2 separate regions of the Homo sapiens genome follow, and region 1 is linked to region 2. A link is a loop called in an ENCODE intact Hi-C map of the cell type or tissue named here. Cell type or tissue: heart left ventricle. All regions are shown on one strand. Region 1 overlaps MLLT3 (MLLT3 super elongation complex subunit). Region 2 overlaps MLLT3 (MLLT3 super elongation complex subunit).

Region 1 (5,000 bases), 60 kb before region 2:
AAATCTCAATATAGCTTTTCCTTTTCTGTTTTTCTGAGGAAATTTTCCAAAATTCCAATGACATTATAATACACAGTAAATATTATATAATACTAGGCTAAGAGCTCCTTGAAGTCTGAAACAACCTATACTAGCACCTGGACAGTAAATCAATGCTTATTGAACAAAATGGAATTAGACTATTTTTAAAAAATACAAAAACTGCGTAAGTATATTATTTCCTATAGCTAATTAATAAAGTAAAACATTTATCCTTAAACTGCATAGCAGTTTCCAGCATATTACTGAAAATTTCTAGCATATTACTGAAAATTGAGTAGATGCTTAAAATGCATGAGTTGGATTTATTATAATACATTTTAAATTATCTCATCCTGTTGTAAAAATAATATACCTTCTAGGGACAGATTTTACCTTTTAGCCTGCCCATTGAACTTACTGAAAATATATTTGGAAACAGAGTTGAGGTAAAATGTGTTACCAATTTAACATTCCCATGTAATCTTTCTACATTGTTGTAACTACTTGTTAGGAGAGGCTCAGATTCTTTTTTGGTTCAAGAGTATCTGGAAATGATTCTGTACACTCCATAGATGATAGAGCATTCTAATAAGCTTTGATATAAAAAAGAAATAGATGTTTCTGCTCAACATTGCAAATAAACTTTATAGTATTATGTGCCTTTGGCATGACAGTTATTTAATACAATAGCATCAATAGCATTCCTGAGACATAGAAAATGAGGAATAACAAGGGGGACCTGACAGGTAATGAAAGTTTTGGAGGTAAGTCAAGAAATGAGAGTAGTAAGACTGTAGAAGCTCTAGCTCTGTGATTAACTGTAATTTAAAGTATTTTAGTGTGTATACATGTAGAGTGTTGTGCTTTTCTACATATTTTTGTGAGGCTGCCTATCAGATTGGAGTGCGATTAGAAAAAAAAAGTCACAATATCGTTTGTGCTGGTTGTGACCAGAGAGCCGTTTAGTGTAAACATTTGTTTCCAAGCTTATGTGATGGGGATACTTTCTCCTCCTTCATGTGGGTCACAGGTGGGATTGGTGAGTCCTTAGCGGAGTCAGGAGATATCTGAGGCAGTGCTGGTGTTCATAGTCACAGACTCCTGGAGCTGGGTCTGGGGTTTATGGCTGACATCTAGATATCTCTTACTTAACTGGCTTTGCTTCTGTGTTTTATTTTTTTGTCATTAGGTGTTATGCTCCCATGGCACACAATATAACATGTCTAGTAACATTGCTTGTGAGTCTTTTTCTTGTATAAAAGCAAATAGATGTTGCTCTGGTGTGGAATATATATTGACTCAATTTTCTTCAGACATACTCCCCAGCCGCAGAGTCTTACATCAGGCGGTCTGTGCTTGAGCTTTGGGGAAGGCCACAGCCTGATCCGGATAAGGTCAATGGGGAGATCCTCAAAAGAGGCTGCTGCCTGTTATGACTCCGGCTGATGGCAACCATAGTAGAGGTGGCCACTTACTATGGTTGCCATATGGGACCCCAGGAGCTCGTCAGATAAACATCCAAAGAAAGAAAAATAATTATTTAGCTGCCTGGCCATTCTAAAAGATTTTGCCAAAAAGAAAAAACAAAACAAAAAACAAAACGGTGAGTATGGGGAGAAAAAGGGACTAATGATCTCACAGTCTCTGGCCATCCCAAGAAAAGGCTGCTGCCTAGAGATACCTTCCTCCTCCCCCATTTTCTCCTATCAGTCAGATATAGGAACTAAAAATGGTGTTGGCTTCAAGCCCAAGAGGGAAAGAAAAGGAACTTTAAACCCTATAGTCCCTATTCACCAGGTCCCGCAAGTATGCCAGTCCTAGATTACTTAAAATTTCAAAACAAACTTGGCCAAACTTCAGGCAGGCCCCTCAGCACTGAATGCCCTGGCCTACAAGTAGTGACATCGTTACATTTATTATAAACAATTGGAGCATTGCCTAAAAATTGTTCCTTGAGGCCTGGCGCAGTGGCTCACGCCTGTAATCCCAGCACTTTGGGAGACTAAGGCAGGTGGCTCACGAGGTCAGGAGTTTGAGACCAGCCTGGCCAACATAGTGAAACCCCATCTCTGCTAGAAATACAAAAAATTAGCCGGGCGTGGTGGCGGGCACCTGTAATCCCATCTACTAGGGAGGCTGAGGCAGGAGAATCGCCTGAACCCGGGAGGCAGAGGTTGCGGTGAGCCGAGATAACGCCACTGCACTCCAGCCCGGGCAACAGTGCAAGACTCCGTCTCAAAAAAAAAAAAAAAAAAAAAAAAATTGTTCCTTCAAGGTAAGAAACACTGAGAATCTCCTGCCTTGAAGATATTACTGGTGGTAACCAGGAAACACATTTCACTTCCTAGAACACAATACTGGTTTCTTGGAAGATGCTTTCAGTAGAACTTTCATGTCCCTGACAGGTGTTAGGTAATGATTTAATCGAGAGGCATAATGATTTCCTCAAACGACTCCTTTTCAAATCCCAGCCCAACAAATAAAGCCCTAACAGTTTCTATCTTGCCCTAGGTCATATCTTTATACATTTGTGATCTTGCTGCCATCCCATAAAGGCTGGCAGCTAGATCAAGGGCACATTCTTTCCTGGGACCTATTAAAAATAGATTGTCCCATGGGCCAGGCAGTTTCTCATTTGATATGGGGGACCTATTTGAGCTTAAATCTCCACCACCAAAAAAAAAATAAAAAAATAATAAAAACCCCTATATGGTACAGCTACATATCATTTTGTTGAATATTAGTCTCATTGCTACTGGTTTGGGTGTTTAATGGTTTACAGTCCAGAGGCCTGCATCAGCTCGAGTGGGCAGTCACTTAAAAAGCCATACCCCAGTCTCACATCCCAGATGATATCACCCAACCCAGGACCTCTCCATTGGAGATGACTTTGCCCCTGTGATTCCTTCCCCTGGGACACTAAAACCTCCACTCATCAGGACACAGGACATTTTTTGGTTTTCTTCCTGAACCCACTGTTTCCTTAGCCCATGATCCTGGTATCCTCCTTGTTCTCCACTCAAATGTACACCCCTACACTTCCATACTGCAAGGAAAATCCGGAATGAGTTACTACAATTAATGGTGACTGTTGCTTTCCTCAGGAGACACCTGCCTCGTATCAGTCAACCCCTTACTCCCTAGGGGAGAGGACCACCTACCCACTGGTGTCTTTCCCTACTACCCCTTCCAACTTTCCATCAGAATCTCCTGACTTGTGCCTCTGAATATGACCACCAAATCCACTTTCTCCTTACAGTCAGTGCATCCACCCCTCAGACTTACACTTATCTGACATTTAAAAACTGGTGCCCAGGCACCAAGATGTGAATTACAGTGAATTTTTATAATTTTATGTTGCTTCAGCATCTATTCTGAATCTAGGTGTAACTTGTTTCACACAGAAGCAGGGCTCAGTCATCCTTGACACACTATCCACTCCCTGCCTCCTCCCGGTTCCTCAGTGTGGTCGAGCCAGATACCTGCCGTGTACAACCACCTCCCTCATGGACATACAGATACAGCCTACTTGACTGACCCCCCGTACCCTGCATGGACTGCTGCAGATACGCCACGGTAGCCACTCTCATTCACAGTGTGACTCCACAGAACTTTTGCCTGCTTGCTCTAAACCCACCAACTAGAACTTCCCACAGGAAACCTGCTTGGTTAGTTCCCTGGACCCCAATAAAGGCCTTGGCCCATAGCTCATTTCTCTCTGGCTGCCCATCTGCTGGTTGAGTGCATTTCCCTGCCATCTTGTCTTTCGCCCGCATTGGTACTCCTCCTCTCACCAATTTGTCGTACGTTGCTTCTGGTATTTCACATGTTTGTGTTGTATTTCCTCCTCTGTGTCTCATCGGACTGACAGACCCAGACCTAATTTTCCTCTTAGTCAGAGCTCTCCCAGAGAGTGGCTATCTTGGGAGGAATAAACTGGACACAGGTCAGACAAGGGCCACAAGGGTACCTGCCAGTATAAACCAGTTTCCTGTGAGAGGGACACCTGGTCACAGGTCAGACACTTAGGCATTAGGCTGTCTGCCAGGATGAAGAAGGATCTCATGAAAGGTACACTGTAAATATCTACAACTATATTTCCTAGAGCCCTATCAGGGCAAGACTAGAATTTATGGCTACTCTCCAGAGAGATACCCCCAAAACCAAATTGTAGAGAAATATAACAGAGCCTCACTTACAGTTCTTAATATGGTGTCTTATGTGTAGTGGATGTTTGATCATTTGTATTGAATTGTCCTATACCGTGGAGTATGTATGTATTATTTACTTAGTCACTTTATAGCTTGTGTTGCAAAATGGGCAATGCCATAAACAGGAGTTCTAACCAAAAGACAGGCTCTGCAAACTGCATGCTTAGTGTGGAGATGCGTTTAGTCATGTACTGTGCTTTGTGGCAGTATAGTTAGAAGCAGTTGTGGTGATGGTCATAGCTATTTTAGTAACTTCAGTTACTGACTTCTGGGAACAAAGTTTCTTGAAAATAAAATCAGCTGCATTAAAAAACCAAAAACAATAAATGAACTTTGCTTAATGACATAACATGGCATGCTAGTGAAACAGCATTTTTAACTATTAAACTTAGGGGGTGTATAGGATAAAAACACTTGTACTCATAGATGCTGTTTATAATGTATAGTTAGGGGCAGTGGTTCTGCAACAATAGCCATTATCAGAATCAGAACAAGCTAGACTCTTCCCCCAAAGTTTCTGATTCATTAAATTTGGGGTGGGGCCTGAGAATTTGCACTTCCAAAGGTTCCCAGGTGGTGCTAATAGTTCTGGAGTCACAGTTTGAGAGCCACTGTTTTAAGGTTAGGAGAACATACCAACCTATCAAAGTGGGCGGGCATCTGATATTGCTGATTCATGGTGGCATGCTGTTGCTGTATTAAACATCTAAGAAAAATCTACTGTGGAGTGAAAATATGATTGCTAATGGAATTTCAGATCAGGAGCCA
Region 2 (5,000 bases):
TGAATAAATGACTTACATATCTGCTTTACATAAGAGCAATTATTGTTATAGTTTCTGGAGAAGAAATAAAGGATAGATCGGAGACTCAACTGGGAGTTTGGCAAGGGGCTATGAAAATTGCGTGTGATCTAGATGGTAGAATGGGATTTTTTTTTTTAAAAGAAGAATGTCTTTTTGTCTATTATTCTCATCTTACCTATTTTCTTTTTTAATGTTGCAGTGTGCAAAGATCCACCTTACAAAGTAGAAGAATCTGGGTATGCTGGTTTCATTTTGCCAATTGAAGTTTATTTTAAAAACAAGGTATGTAATCTTTACCCATTAATCTTTCAGTAGACGATCCACCATTAGCCAAATGATGTTTAAAATAATTTTGACTCATAAGCACTTCTGTCACTAGATGATTTTAAAATAAAAGTTAAATTTGTCTTCTAGGAATTTTGGCTATCATTACCCTTAATTATCAAGGAAGTGGCTAGAAGAAGATAATTTTAATTATATGAAGTCAGATTATGTGAAATTCATTAAGTGTTCCTTTAAAGAGAGGAGTGATTACCATTTTGGAAAAGATAAATATGTTTGTAAAATAGAAAAGAAGAATTATAGTTTTTCAGTAAAATGCTTCTTTTCTCATTTTCATGTCTGTAGAATTTTTTTGAGGCTTGCAAAGAATACTCTCATTTTATCTTTAGCTGGTACCCACACCATACATGTATATAGTTATTTCAACTTCAGATATATGGATTTTACTGGATTTAAAAGTTTTCAGGCCTGGCGCGGTGGCTCACACCTGTAATCCCAGCACTTTGGGAGGCCGAGGCGGGCGGATCACTTGAGGTCAGGAGTTCGAGACCAGCCTGGCCAACATGGTGAAACCTCGTCTCTACTAAAAATACAAAAATTAGCCGAGTATGGTGGTGGATGCCTGTAATTACAGCTACATAGGAGGCTGAGGCAAGAGAATCACTTGAACCTGGGAGACGGAGATGGCAGTGAGCCGAGATCGCACTACTGCATTCCAGCCTGGGTGACAGAGTGAGGCTCCATTATTTTTCTCAAAAAAAAAAAAAAAAAAAAAAGTTTTTAGCAGTACATATGTGGCATAACACACAGACTGTATAATACCAGACAAATTGGTCAACCTCTGTGGGGCTTACTTTCCTTATTTATGAAATGAGGAGATAAGAGTACTTACCTCATAAGGTGGTTAGTAGGATTAGATAAAATAAACTTATGCAAAGTACTTAGAATAGTAACTTATAGATAAGCACTTCAAAATGCTAATTATTATATCATATTCCTTATTTTTCCTCCAGAGATATCATAATTTCTAAAACCTGCTGAAAAGTCAGGTAATTGGCTTTTTTTTTCTTTTAAGGAACTACGCAAATAGAATGTCATGTTATCCAAACCAGTGCTCAGTAAAATATGGTTCTTTGGATAGCATTAGCATTACCCTAAGGGCAGGTTAGAAATGAGATTCTCAAATTCTACCCAGATGTATCAAATCAGAATCTCTGGAGGCAGGGCCTAGGAATCTGCATATTTGCTAGTCCTTCTGATGCTCAGTAAGTAAGAGAACCACTGATAAGCCACTCCTTAATGTGCAATCCCTTCCACTGGAACAGTGTCACACTGGCCTTTTTAACTTATAGCAGTCTCAGTCCTCAATTCAGCAGTTAGAAAGTGTTAAAACCAGATTCGTGATCTAGGTCTTTCTCTCCATTGGCTATGCTCCTAATTTCTGTGCCTTCTAGCAACAACTCTTTGCTAGAATAATGATTATCTTTCTTAGTGGTGATACCACTGAATCGTTGACATATTTGTCATCAAATCAAATTTGTCGAGATGTATTTATGTCTGTTGACGTGATATACTTTCATATTGAAGTGCTCATTTTTCTCATTTCAAGTTCAATTTCCCTTAAGAAAATGGTTTTTGGCTTTCTTTTATTTCTTCTGTTTTTCCTTCACTACCAATTTCTCCAATACTTGTTACTTGTTATTTTCTATTATAGTCATCCTAGTAGATGTGAAGTATACCTCATTTTGGTTTTATGTGCATTTCTTTGATGATTTATGAGTTTGAACATCTTTTCATGTGCTCGTTGTTCATTTGTATTTTTTTTGGAGAAGTGACTGTTCATATCTCATTTTGCTCACTTTTCAGTGTATTTTTAATTTAAGTGGTATGTTTGTGGGAAGGAATTTAGAGCCTGTCTCTATCTCCCATATTCCCCACTACCCTTTTAATATCTTAGAAGTTTAAGTGATGAAGATCATATGGTGCTTTTCTTCCCTCTTGTCACATCCTCATAGCCAGTGTTTTAATTTCATCTAGGGATCGGGCTACACCATAGGAATAATCTAGCCCTTCAAGCCAGCAAAGTTCTTAACTCAAAGAAATTAAAGAATAGGCAATTATGATCTCTTATGAGAAGACCATAATGGTTATGATTATATCACTGTCTTCCCACCAGCAAAGTTAGTTTGACATTGCATTGACTTCAGTTTTGAAATAATGATGCAATGAAGTATCTTCTCTCTTTTCTTGTTTTTAACTCTTCTGGTCATTTGTACAAGCTCGGAGTTGAACAGAGGAATCTGTTTTATGAATTGCTCAGTTTCCTGCTTTACAAAAATAACTGGAATTTCCCCATATGCCAGATTTAAGAAGAAAACAAGTAAAGGATGAAGAGGCAGCAAGTATCACTCCCTACCATACGCGCACGCACACACACGCATGCGTGTGCACACACACACACACACACACACTTCAGTCTTCTTGAAATTCATGGAACAGAGTAAAAGCAAGATATAATGAAGGCACATTGGGTAGTCATTATGACTGTAAAACATATATTCATTTTGTGAGGGATTTTATTTTCTTAAAATATAAAGGAAGAAAGCAGCATATGAGATGAAAAACATCTCTTCCTTTGTGGCCATTATAAAATAGACACATTTGGAACATCGTAGATTTTCTGTTTAGTATATAGATTAGCTTATTTCTATTTTCTAGTTTTAGGCTTTCTTTAAAATTTCATACATAATAATGATTGCTGTTTTCACATGTACACAATAATACATATATATTTCAGTGTTTGTAATATAGAAAAGTAGGATACACCTAATTGGCCCTATGTAGAGATGTGGATTAATAAATGGTAATTATGTAATCCATAGAATTCTGTACAGTACTTAATGTGGCAACATGAGTAAATCTCAAAAAATGATGACTTAAAAGTTGCAGAAATATATGTGCATGGTTATATCATTTGTGTATTTTTTAAAGAAATTATTGAAATGAGTAATGGTGTTCTGGAGAGGTATGTATTTAGTATAAGAGCATATGTTGGAATGACAACACAGGAACTTAAGGGCATTAGTTACTGGAGGAGAGGAATGAAGAAGCTTACATATATAAAGTTGGTTTTGTTTTGTTTTGGTGGGGTTTCACTCTGTCACCCAGGCTGGAGTACAGTGGCGCAGTCTCAGCTCACTGCAGCCTCCACTTCCTGAGATCAAGTGATCCTTCCACCTCAGCTTCCCAAGTAGCTGGGACCACAGGCATGCACCACCACGGACCCGGCTAATTTTTGTAATTTTTGTAGAGACAGGGTTTCACCATGTTGCCCAGGATGATTTCGAGCTCCTGGGCTCAAGTGATCTGCCCACCTCTGCCTCCCAAAGTGCTAGGATTACAGGTGTGAGCCACCCCAACTGGCCAAATTTTATTTCTTTAAAAGATAAAGCATATCTCTGGAAGTGTTATCTGTTTAATCTCAGTAGAAGGCACATGGATATAGCATTTTTAAGTACTTTTCTATATGTTACTAATTTCTTAATTAAAAAAGGAATTATTGCTTTGCCACTTTTTTGTTTTCTTAGGATGTCTTAGAAACCAAATATTTGCTATAGTCTGATCTAGGTCTCTGAGCTAGGTATATTTGTTTCTTTATTTTTTCTAATTTAACTTGTAAGAGCACCTAATGTGAGATATAGTTTCTTAACAAATTTTAAGTGTATTAAGTGTACAATACCTTATTGTTGACTATAGTTGCAATGCACAGCAGATCTCTAGAGCTTATTCATCTTACTTAATTGAAACTTAATGCCTATTGATTGACAATTCATTTTCCTCTCTCCCCAGCCCATGGTAACCACCGTTCCAGTCTCTGATTTTATGAATTTAAAATCTTACATGATATCTGTTTTAGATATCTCATGTAAGTGGACTTAGACAGTACTCATCTTTCTGAGTCTGGCTTATTCCCCAAGGTCCAGCTGGATATATTTTTTATTTTTCATGTTACTGAAATGATCCATTGGTAAAAATTTAATAGGTCTAGGCTCTTGCTTCAGAGTGTTCATTTCTTTCTTTTGCGTATTTATTATTTTATTTATCCCTGGAGTTTATACAACTCTGTCTTGAAGAATAAACATCCATTATAGTAATGGCATATTAGTCCCTTCTCACATTGTTATTAATACCCGAGACTGGGTAATTTATAAAGGAAATAGGTTTAATTGACTCACAGTTCTGCATGGCTGGGAAGGCCTCAAGAAACTTACAGTCATAGCAGAAGGGGAAGCAAACACGTCTTTCTTCACAAGGTGGCAGGAGAGAAAAATGCAGGCAAAGTGGGGAAAAGCCCCTTATAAAACCATCAGATCTTGTGAGAACTCACTTACTATCATGAGAACAGCATGAGGGAACACCCCCATAATCTAATTACCTCCCAAGACACGTGGGGATTATGGGAACCACAATTCAAGATGAGATTTGGGTGGAGGCACAGCCAAACCATATCAAATGGTTTATGAAAAAGTGTTGTTCAGAGTTTTCACAGGAATGAGGGAAAGCAGAAAAAATAATTCCAGGTAATGATGGAAGAGTCTTAATTCCACGTATTAAAGATATCCTGTCCTTGGTCACATCCCCATCCTGTGTTTTTCCTGCTTCTCTAATGAGCTCGTCTTCAGTTCTGCTCATTTATT

The links. A loop is a pair of places that touch in the nucleus more often than their neighbours do. Peaks named below come from ENCODE experiments on the same cell type or tissue, not always from the same donor. Only the 100,000 strongest peaks of a DNase experiment are listed, where the experiment ranks them.
Region 1: a loop joins it to region 2, with 4 times the contacts of the local background. A loop is called at or near these places in 3 of 110 quality-filtered maps.

The regions. Positions count from the first base shown.
Region 1 is chr9:20,512,223-20,517,222 of GRCh38, reverse strand. The region is part of intron 2 of MLLT3 (MLLT3 super elongation complex subunit); the gene reads left to right. Among named protein-coding and RNA genes, the nearest start is that of MIR4474, 12 kb to the right of the region's middle. In heart left ventricle, no CTCF peak of the experiment used is centred here; no DNase peak of the experiment used is centred here; H3K27ac peaks cover 1,348 bases.
Region 2 is chr9:20,452,007-20,457,006 of GRCh38, reverse strand. It overlaps MLLT3 (MLLT3 super elongation complex subunit), which reads left to right. Exons shown (of 11, transcript NM_004529.4): 3 at 221-303. Among named protein-coding and RNA genes, the nearest start is that of MIR4473, 43 kb to the right of the region's middle. In heart left ventricle, no CTCF peak of the experiment used is centred here; no DNase peak of the experiment used is centred here.